Regions from separate parts of the Homo sapiens genome. Here region 2 is linked to region 1. Evidence: chromatin loops called from intact Hi-C (ENCODE). Cell type or tissue: heart left ventricle. All regions are shown on one strand. Links, peaks and the distances in the headings refer to the core of each region. The heading gives the core; the rest is flanking DNA.

Region 1 (4,396 bases), core at 312-4,311:
GTATCTCAACTCCTAGCATTTAATAGTCACTCAGTGTATACTGTTTTAAGAATGAATGAATGTTATATTGTCCATCAGTGATTATTCCAAAATGATTACTAAACTTTTGTGTTATTATTTGTAATGCTTATAAAGTACTCAGCAATGGTACCTAACACATAGTCAACACCCCACAGTTGGTAGCTATTAGTGCCATCCCTATTTTGACTATGAGGAAATGAGGACTAGAAAAGTTATGTTAATCAAGGTCTAGTTACTAATTATCAAAATTGCTGCTGAAATCTGGACTTCTCAAATCTGTATTTCATGTTTTGAGTTTTTTGTTACCAGTAGCTTGACTAAGTATTAGATTAAGCATTAACTGTGTTGCTTCATTCATTTTTTAACTCTTATTTATAGCAAACCTGACATGGAAAATATAATGATGCTAATTCCTTTACATGCTTTAATTTATTTAATTCTTACTATAACCCTATGAGGAAAATACTATTATTTTTATTTTATGGACGATTAAACTGTAGTATAGACAGATTATGCAATTGCCTAGGATCTCACAGGTAATTAAAGGTAGAGGCAGGATTCAAACTCAATCACTTGCATACCAATGCCTGTGTGTTTTGCTTTGTTTTAAAACCATTATGCTATCCTGTTTCTTATGACAAAATTAATTTTGGACATGTTGATTTTGAGGGGCTTATGGGATAGCAGGATGGGGATGTCCAGTAAATCCCTGACACTTAGGAGAGAGTTACGGGAGGATGGGGATATAGAAAGAGAGTGCACTTGATAACTACAGTGCTAGACCATATTAAGAAAGTGGTTAAAGTGCCTGAAATATTGGAAGATGGAGGAATTTCACTAGATTCCATTCCAGAAAGTTCCATAGGAGACTCCATTTTTTTTTTTTTGAGATGGAGTCTCGCCCTGTCGCCCAGGCTGCAGTGCAGTGGTGCGATCTCCACTCACTGCAAGCTCCGCCTCCCGGGTTCACCCCATTCTCCTGCCTCAGCCTCCCTAGTAGCTGGGACTACAGGTGCCCGCCATCACGCCCGGCTAATTTTTTTGTATTTTTAGTAGAGACAGGGTTTCACCGTGTTCGCCAGGATGGTCTCGATCTCCTGACTTCGTGATCCGCCCGCCTTGGGCTCCCAAAGTGCTGGGATTATAGGCGTGAGCCACCGCGCCCGGCCGAGACTCCATTTTTAAAATGGATTTACGTTGTTCACAAGAACAGGTCTGTAATGATGAAATCTTACAGTCTGTTTTTAAGATACTCTAAAATATTTTGGTTGCTGTTTGTTATTAGACTCTGACAGGTGGACCTAGGTTGCCTGCCCAGAGGGTCTAGGAGCTCACAATTTCTCTAAAGACCCCTTTTCTGTTTACTGGAAACCCTAGGAGCTTCCTTAGGGGCTTGTCAGGCCAAGCTGACTAATCCTTCCTTCTGCTCAAATTTCACTCTTCTGAAAAGGGAGTTTGACGAGCAGGGAGTGAGTCACTAGCTCCAAGATGGCAGCAAGGAGCACTGGTGTTAATCTGTGTTATCTTAGTTCCCACAGGGTGAGTAATCATGCCTGGCCAAATCTCACTGGGCAAAACAGGTGCAAGTTTCCAAAGGAAGGCTTTGTGACCATAATAGGAGGTTAGCTGAAATCCAACCTGTATTTACTCCTTGCAACAGAATACTTTATGAACCATGGTTTACAGGAACATCCAGGTTCCCTAAAAATTTATCTCTTCCATGATGATGGAAACACAGCAACGTACACAGACTGGACCTGGGGACTATCTTAGCTTCTGAAGACTTGCACAGCAGGTCTAAAAGTCCAAGGCTGCCTCCTGACACTCCAGAGAGGAACTATGTGACACAGAGAGACTAAGCCAGGCCCTGCCCACAGGGTTGCACACACAAACATGTTTTCCAAGCCCTTTATACACTCAGCAGGGAACACGCCGTTCTCTCTGGGAGGTTGCCAGAAACTTATAAGAGAGTCTGATCAGTGCCAAGAATAGACAAGCAAGGCTTCTCTCCTGTCTCGGAAGGGGACACTGTGTGGTGCTGAGTTATTACCGCCCCTCTGTGCTCCTCTAGCCTTCAAAAGCAAACCTGAAACTGTTTCCCTGCACTTCTTAATCTCTTGATCAGTCGAAAAATTATTGCTGGAGCTCGCTATACCTCTTTGGGCACCTGTAATCTTGTTGTCCAAACCCAAATGCAAATATGTTCCCTCTGCTTGCATTTGTTTTGCATCTCAGAGACTCAGGCCGTGGATCTTTGAGGTAGAACCCAAGGAAAATAGTCAACAACTTTGTCCATTTGCCCAGGAAGAGTCTGAGTTGTTGCTGTTCCTCATTAGTCCTCTGCTTTAGCTTCAGCAAGGACGGCAAAGGTTACTTGAAATTCAGCCAGTGCAGGCAATGTTGAGAAAAAACTTGACTCTTCTCTTCCATGTACAGGATGTCTTTCCAACCCCTTCCCCAAAGTTTTCTTAAATCCTTGGTGTCTTCAACTTGGCCCCAGCTCTAAAATTAAATATTTACCATGTTTTTTCCTCTATAATAATACTGGGAAGAATCAACCATGCGTTTTTAAATAAAAGTCTCGCTTTTGTCACGCAGGCTGGAGTGCAATGGTGTGATCTTGGCTCACTGCAACCTCCAACTACCAGGTTCAAGCAATTCTCCTGCCTCAGCCTCCCGAATAGCTGGGACTACAAGCGCATGCCACCATGCCAGGCTCATTTTTGAATTTTTAGTAGACACACGGTTTTGCCTTATTGGCCAGGCTGGTCTCAAACTCCTCACCTCGGGACATCCACTCGGCTTGGCCTCCCTAAATGCTGGGATTACAAGCATGAGCCACTGCGCCTGACCAGTTTTTAAATAAAGCACTTTAAATGAGTTATTCACATATCCCTTGTATTTATATAGGGTACAGCTTTTTGTTTTAAAGCTGTTTGAATAGTTCTCCAAGTTTCTGAGACTCAACTGCTTTTTTGGCTTATGAAATTGCCATTAATCAAGATGCATTCATAAGGTATCAATTCCCTGAAATGTAGGTATTTAGTCCATTCTATCTATCCATGCATCTATCCATCTGTCCAATACTTTTTGTTTAAAGTCCCTAGAATAACCAACCAGCCTTTATATGACTGAATTTGAGAACCTACGGCAATTAACATGATAAATGTCACACAGATCCTTATTGTTTATTAAGCAACTGAAAATAGAAAAGCTCAGGGGAAAATAATACTTGTGAATGTCAGGGATTTTGCCATGGAGAGATTTCACCAACCATATGCAACCACAAAATATAGAATGTAAAACCCAGGCACAATAAGCTCATTCTAGGCTTAGTGTGTCCAGAATTGGTGGGTTCTTGGTCTCACTGACTTCAACAATGAAGCCGCGGACCCTCGCGGTGAGTGTTAACAGTTCTTAAAGGCGGCGTGTCCGGAGTTTGTTCGCTCTGATGTCCGGATGTGTTCGGAGTTTCTTCCTTCTGGTGGGTTCGTGGTCTCACTGGCTCAGGAGTGAAGCTGTGGACCTTCGTGGTGAGTGTTACAGCTCTTAAGGTGGCTCGTCTGGAGTTTCTTCCTCCCGGTGGGCTCGTGGTTTCGTTGGCTTCAGGAGTGAAGCTGCAGACCTTCGCGGTGAGTGTTACAGCTCATAAACGCAGTGTGGACCCAAAGAGTGAGCAGCAGCAAGATTTATTGCAAGGAGCAAAAGAACAAAGCTTCCACAGTCTGGAAGGGGATGACCGGGTTGCCACTGCTTGCTCGCGCAGCCTGCTTTTATTCTCTTATCTGGCCCCACCCCATCCTGCTGATTGGTAGAGCCAAGTGGTCTGTTTTGACAGGGCGCTGATTGGTGCGTTTACAATCCCTGAGCTAGACACAACGGTTCTCCACGTCCCCACTAGATTAGCTAGATAAACAGTGTCCACACAAAGGTTCTGCAAGTCCCCACCAGAGTCAGGTACCCAGCTGGCTTCACCCAGTGGATCCCACACCGGGGCTGCAGGTGGAGCTGCCTGCCAGTCCTGCATCGTGTGCCCGCTCTCCTCAGCCCTTGGGTGGTCGATGGGACTGGGCGCGGTGGAGCAGGGGACGGCGCTTGTCGGGGAGGCTCCTGCCACACAGGAGCCCATGGAAGGGAGAGGCTCAGGCATGGCGGGCTGCCGGTCCTGAGCCCTGCCCCGCCGGGAGGCAGCTAAGGCCCAGCGAGAAATCCAGCACAGTGCTGGTGGGCCGGCACTGCTGGGGGACCCAGTACACCCTCCGCAGCCGCTGGCCTGGGTGCTAAGCCCCTCATTGTCCCGGGGGGCAGGGTTGGCCGGCCGGCCGCTCCGAGTGTGGGGCCCGCCAAGCCCACACCCACCCGGAACTCCAGCTGG
Region 2 (4,396 bases), core at 159-4,158, 79 kb after region 1:
ACCTGTGATCCCAGCTACTCAGGACGCTGAGGCAGGAGAATCGCTTGAACCTGGGAGGCAGAGGTTGTGGTGAGCCGAGCTTGCGCCACTGCACTCCAGCCTGGGTGACAAAGCAAGACTTCATCTCAAAAAAAAAAAAAAAAAATACAAAATAAAATAAAATAAGAAAGAAATCTAAAAAGTTTCACTATTAATGGATCGTTGCTTTACGAACTACTGATTGATGTAATTCAGCAGGAAGGAAATTAAATCCAGAAAAATCTATGGACTTAACAAAAAATGGTAAGCAAAGAAATTATAAGTATGTTGGGTATAGTGGAAATGCAACTGAGTCCTATCCAATCATCCTATATTTCACATCAAAGTATCGAGCAATATGATCAAATCTGATAATGAACAGATTTGGGGTCTTAGTCTACGAGAATCTTTTTCTGGTTTGAAAAGATTGAGTTTCCTATAGATAGAGCTGAGATACTTTTTTTTTTTTTTGAGACGGAGTTTCACTCTTGTTGCCCAGACGGGAGTGCAATGGCGCCATCTTGGCTCACTGCAACCTCCGCCTCCTGGGTTCAAGCAATTCTCCTGTCTCAGCCTCCTGAGTAGCTGGTATTGTAGGTGTTGGCCAGGCTCGTCCTGAATTCCTGACCACAGGTAATCCAACCACCTCGGCCTCCCAAAGTGCTGGGATTACAGGTGTGAGCCACTGCGCCTGGCCAAGCTGAGATACTTTTTAAATGTTCTTTGAGTGTGTATGTGGTGTGTGTGTGCGTGTGTGTGTGTGTGTTTGTTTGGTGTTTGTTTGGAGAGAGAGGTATGTCTAACTTGCTACAAGACTTCCCTCCTCCACTCAGGAAGTTTGTAGTCAGCAGACCAAATTACTGAAATGCAAGTACTGGTGCTCCTTGGTTCTTTACCTTCTCCCTCTATTCTCCAGCTCTTAACACTTCACTCCTCTCACTCCCTTTCCCTGTCCTCTGTCCCTGTTGGTAGTAATTCCTCCACTGATTGCTAGACACTGGGTGAAAAGCCAAAAAGCTATTTAGTGTATCGATATCATGGAATCCACTTGGCAGTTAGTTACATTTAACCTGAGTCCTGCAATGAGCAATGATAGTGCCACTGTACTCTAGCCTGGGCAACAGAGCAGACCCTGTATCAAAAAAAAAATCTATAGTCACTGACAACTATTAAAATGGGTTTTGTCTCTTTTATTTCTATCATAGTCTATTCAGTATATCAATATGAGATGAAATGGCCAACTGTTGGCCAGAGTTTGGAATAGCAAGTCTCCTGTAAATTACACAATGTACCGAGCTCAAAGGCTCAGAGAACATGTAAATCATTGCTGTTTGGATATGATGCAGTACTGCTAAGTGCCTTTTCATCTTATATGCCAAGTTCTCATATGATTGAGAAAACTCACTCTCTGGAGGTCCAAGGAGGCATCATTAAATGGTGACTGTTGGTGCAGTAAAGTCTTAGTTCTGCCTCAGTGACCTGATCTATTACCTCAGGGCCTCATTCTCTTTCCAAGTCACAATGTTACTTTTCCTTTTATCTTGTAAGGGCCTAGAACATTTATAGCATTGACGTCAATAATCTGATGACTTCCGTGCAGTTGGCAGAGATCAGCTCACATTTCTATCATTCATTTGCTTGAACAATCACAAACGGAAAGACAAGCAGACCCCTTTCCACTCTCGTGCTATGTTTACCCTAAGTACTTTGCTGAGACTTGGCAACAACCAATGGAACCAGGAGATAATTTGTTTGGATTAGGTCAATAGTCACCCTCTGATGTTTTTATCTATCTTGTTTGTGATGCTGCAGTGGTCTCTCTTCTGACATTTCATCCTACTCATTAATGATTTAGACAAATCCATCTTATAAATGACACAGAGAGCTGAATCACTAGTATTTACTTATTTTTGAAATTCACATTTAAGTCAATAATTATTTTTTAAATGTCATCAATATACGCCTACTAAGCTTAGTTTCTTAAGTAAGAAAATATAGATGGAAACTCAAAGAATTCCACTTTATGCTATACAGATATGTACAAACATGTAGCTGCTTAGAAAGACCATTCTCACTGCTCTCATAATTTCAATTATTTTGAAGAAGGTGTTTCTTTCTTTTCTTGATAGATTAAGTTTAGTAACTTTTTTTAAAAGAAAGAGAATAGTTAGGGAAATAAGAAGTACTCTGCAGTTTCTATGTTTCTATGTAAATCTCTAACCATGCTTTGTATTTTGATTTTCATATGTCTCTTCCCTTCCCTTCCCTAAAGAATCTGAATATCTGACATAGGCAACTTATGTCTTTCATGAGTTCTAGTGCCTTTGCAATATACTTCTTATTCTATCGTCACATCATCTACCTCATCTTAATACATAGCATTTCACAGTTTTCAATCTCTGGTATCTATTTTGGTTTTTACAACAATCCTATGATGTAAGGGAGTCAGATATTGCATGCCTTTCCATTTTATCCCTGGTGTGAAATGTTTTTCTTCTGATAATTAGTGTAACTACAATAAAATTAATTCAGCTTCAAGAATTTTACAATGCCCAGTGATATAACACTTCTTGAGAGTACCATGAAATAAACCTGGAACCAAGGTAGTGGGAAAGAGGGTAGCATTTAGAAAATATCAGAAAAGCCTGGAGCTACACTAAAACAATGCCCTGGTTGGCTTCTTAGCTTCTTCCATGTTTTGCATGCATGCCTCTCAGGCCACATGTTAAACTTTCTTTACGTTTTCTTTTCTTCACCCTACCCCCTGTTTTTTAGTGATTCCCCTAGGAATCAGGAAGTTTGTAGTCAGCAGACCAAATTATTGAAATGCAAGTACTGGTGCTCCTTGGTTCTTTACCTTCTAGTGATTCCTAGATTCCTAGATTCCTAGATCCCCTAGGAATCAATAAAAAACAAAGAACAAACATTTGTTTGTTAAATGTTTAAAAAACATTTGTTTTTTTTTAAAAAAAGACCTTCATAAAAAATTGAGGTATGGAATATGGAGGAGCTTGAATACTGTACAAGTCAGGAGAAGTAACTGCTGGCTGCTTTGACAAGTCAACTTCAAAATCTCACTTGCTTAACACAACAAAGAATTATTTCCTGCTCTTATTACAGTCGAATGAAGGCCAGACAGATTTACTCCAGTGGTTTCTCAGAGATGCAGGCTGCTTCTACATTGCAACAATAGTATCTCAAAATTCTTTGCTTCCAATATCACCAATGAGAGAGAGAGAGAGAGAAGAGTATTGTGGTGAATTCACACTGGCTCATAACTGCGTTGGACTCACAGTAGCAAGTCATACACACTCGCATTTCCATTGGCCAGAACTAGTTATGCAATTCCAACCTAATTACAATGCTGAAAAATGTAGAAGAGTATGTAGAGTATTTGGTGAGAACTGTTTCTGCTGTTAAAGAACAGAATGATTTTGATTCGTAGAAAATTAGAGCTGAAAAAGATTTTATAGGACATCTAGACTAATCTATTTCTTTCTTTTTACAGATTAGAGAAGAATCAGAGATTAGAGCAGTTAAGAGACTTGGTCAAAGTTGTATATTCCTAAGACGTGACAGAGGGAGGAGTTTCTATCATAATAACTAGTGTTTATTCAACTCTGGTTGTGGGCCAGGTACTGTGCTAACATATTTACATGTCTTCTCTCCCTGCTGCATCACACTAGCCCTGTGAGACAGACACTGTTCTTATCTTCATTTTAAAGATGAGAAAAATAACAAGTAAAATATCTCAGGTCACGCAGGTAATAAAAGGCAGAAAGGAGATTCAAACCCAGACTGTGTATCATGAAAAATGCCAACTTACAATCAATCTATTTTTTGATGCCCACTCTTTTTGCTCTGGTCCCCAAATTCCCCTTGGGATCATACCACAAGATGACACAGCTCTAAACTTAAATAATAGAAAAGTCTTCATCCAAGGACACTGCTGCAGGAACTTTAAAAACAGAAACTGCTGCAATATCCTTGATTGTCTAGAAGACATGTTGAAGTTACTTGTGAGAGTAGAGACAAAGCTATGCCATAAACATGGGCAAATCACTCCTGGATTAGCATGGAGAAATCTGCCCCTGGCTATATACAGGGTGTTTCCTGTAAGGCCTAGGGGGATTTTCTGTCATGTGGGAAGTAGCCATTTCACAATACTAGATCACAAACATTGACTTACACCCACAAGGTAAGTGAATGGAGAAAATAAATGTTGCAGTGTGTGTGTGTGTGTGTGTGTGTGCGCGCGTGTGCGCGCGCGCATATTTTATATATATATATATTTTTTTTTTTTTTTCTTTTTTTTTGAGACAGAGTTTCACTCTGTCCCAGGCTGGAGTGCAGTGGTGCAATCTCAGCTCACTGCACC

The links. A loop is a pair of places that touch in the nucleus more often than their neighbours do. Peaks named below come from ENCODE experiments on the same cell type or tissue, not always from the same donor. Only the 100,000 strongest peaks of a DNase experiment are listed, where the experiment ranks them.
Region 2: it touches region 1 in a loop (10-fold over the local background); 1 of 110 quality-filtered maps calls a loop at or near these places.

The regions. Positions count from the first base shown.
Region 1 is chr7:95,548,407-95,552,802 of GRCh38, forward strand. It overlaps a transcript of ASB4 not described here. Among named protein-coding and RNA genes, the nearest start is that of PDK4, 46 kb to the right of the region's middle. In heart left ventricle, for the core only: no CTCF peak of the experiment used is centred there; DNase peaks (open chromatin) are centred at 1,185, 1,925 and 4,235; H3K4me3 peaks cover 786 bases; H3K27ac peaks cover 1,884 bases.
Region 2 is chr7:95,627,596-95,631,991 of GRCh38, forward strand. No RefSeq gene overlaps it. Among named protein-coding and RNA genes, the nearest start is that of PDK4-AS1, 33 kb to the left of the region's middle. RefSeq lists an enhancer at 1-4,396. In heart left ventricle, for the core only: no CTCF peak of the experiment used is centred there; no DNase peak of the experiment used is centred there; H3K27ac peaks cover 2,794 bases.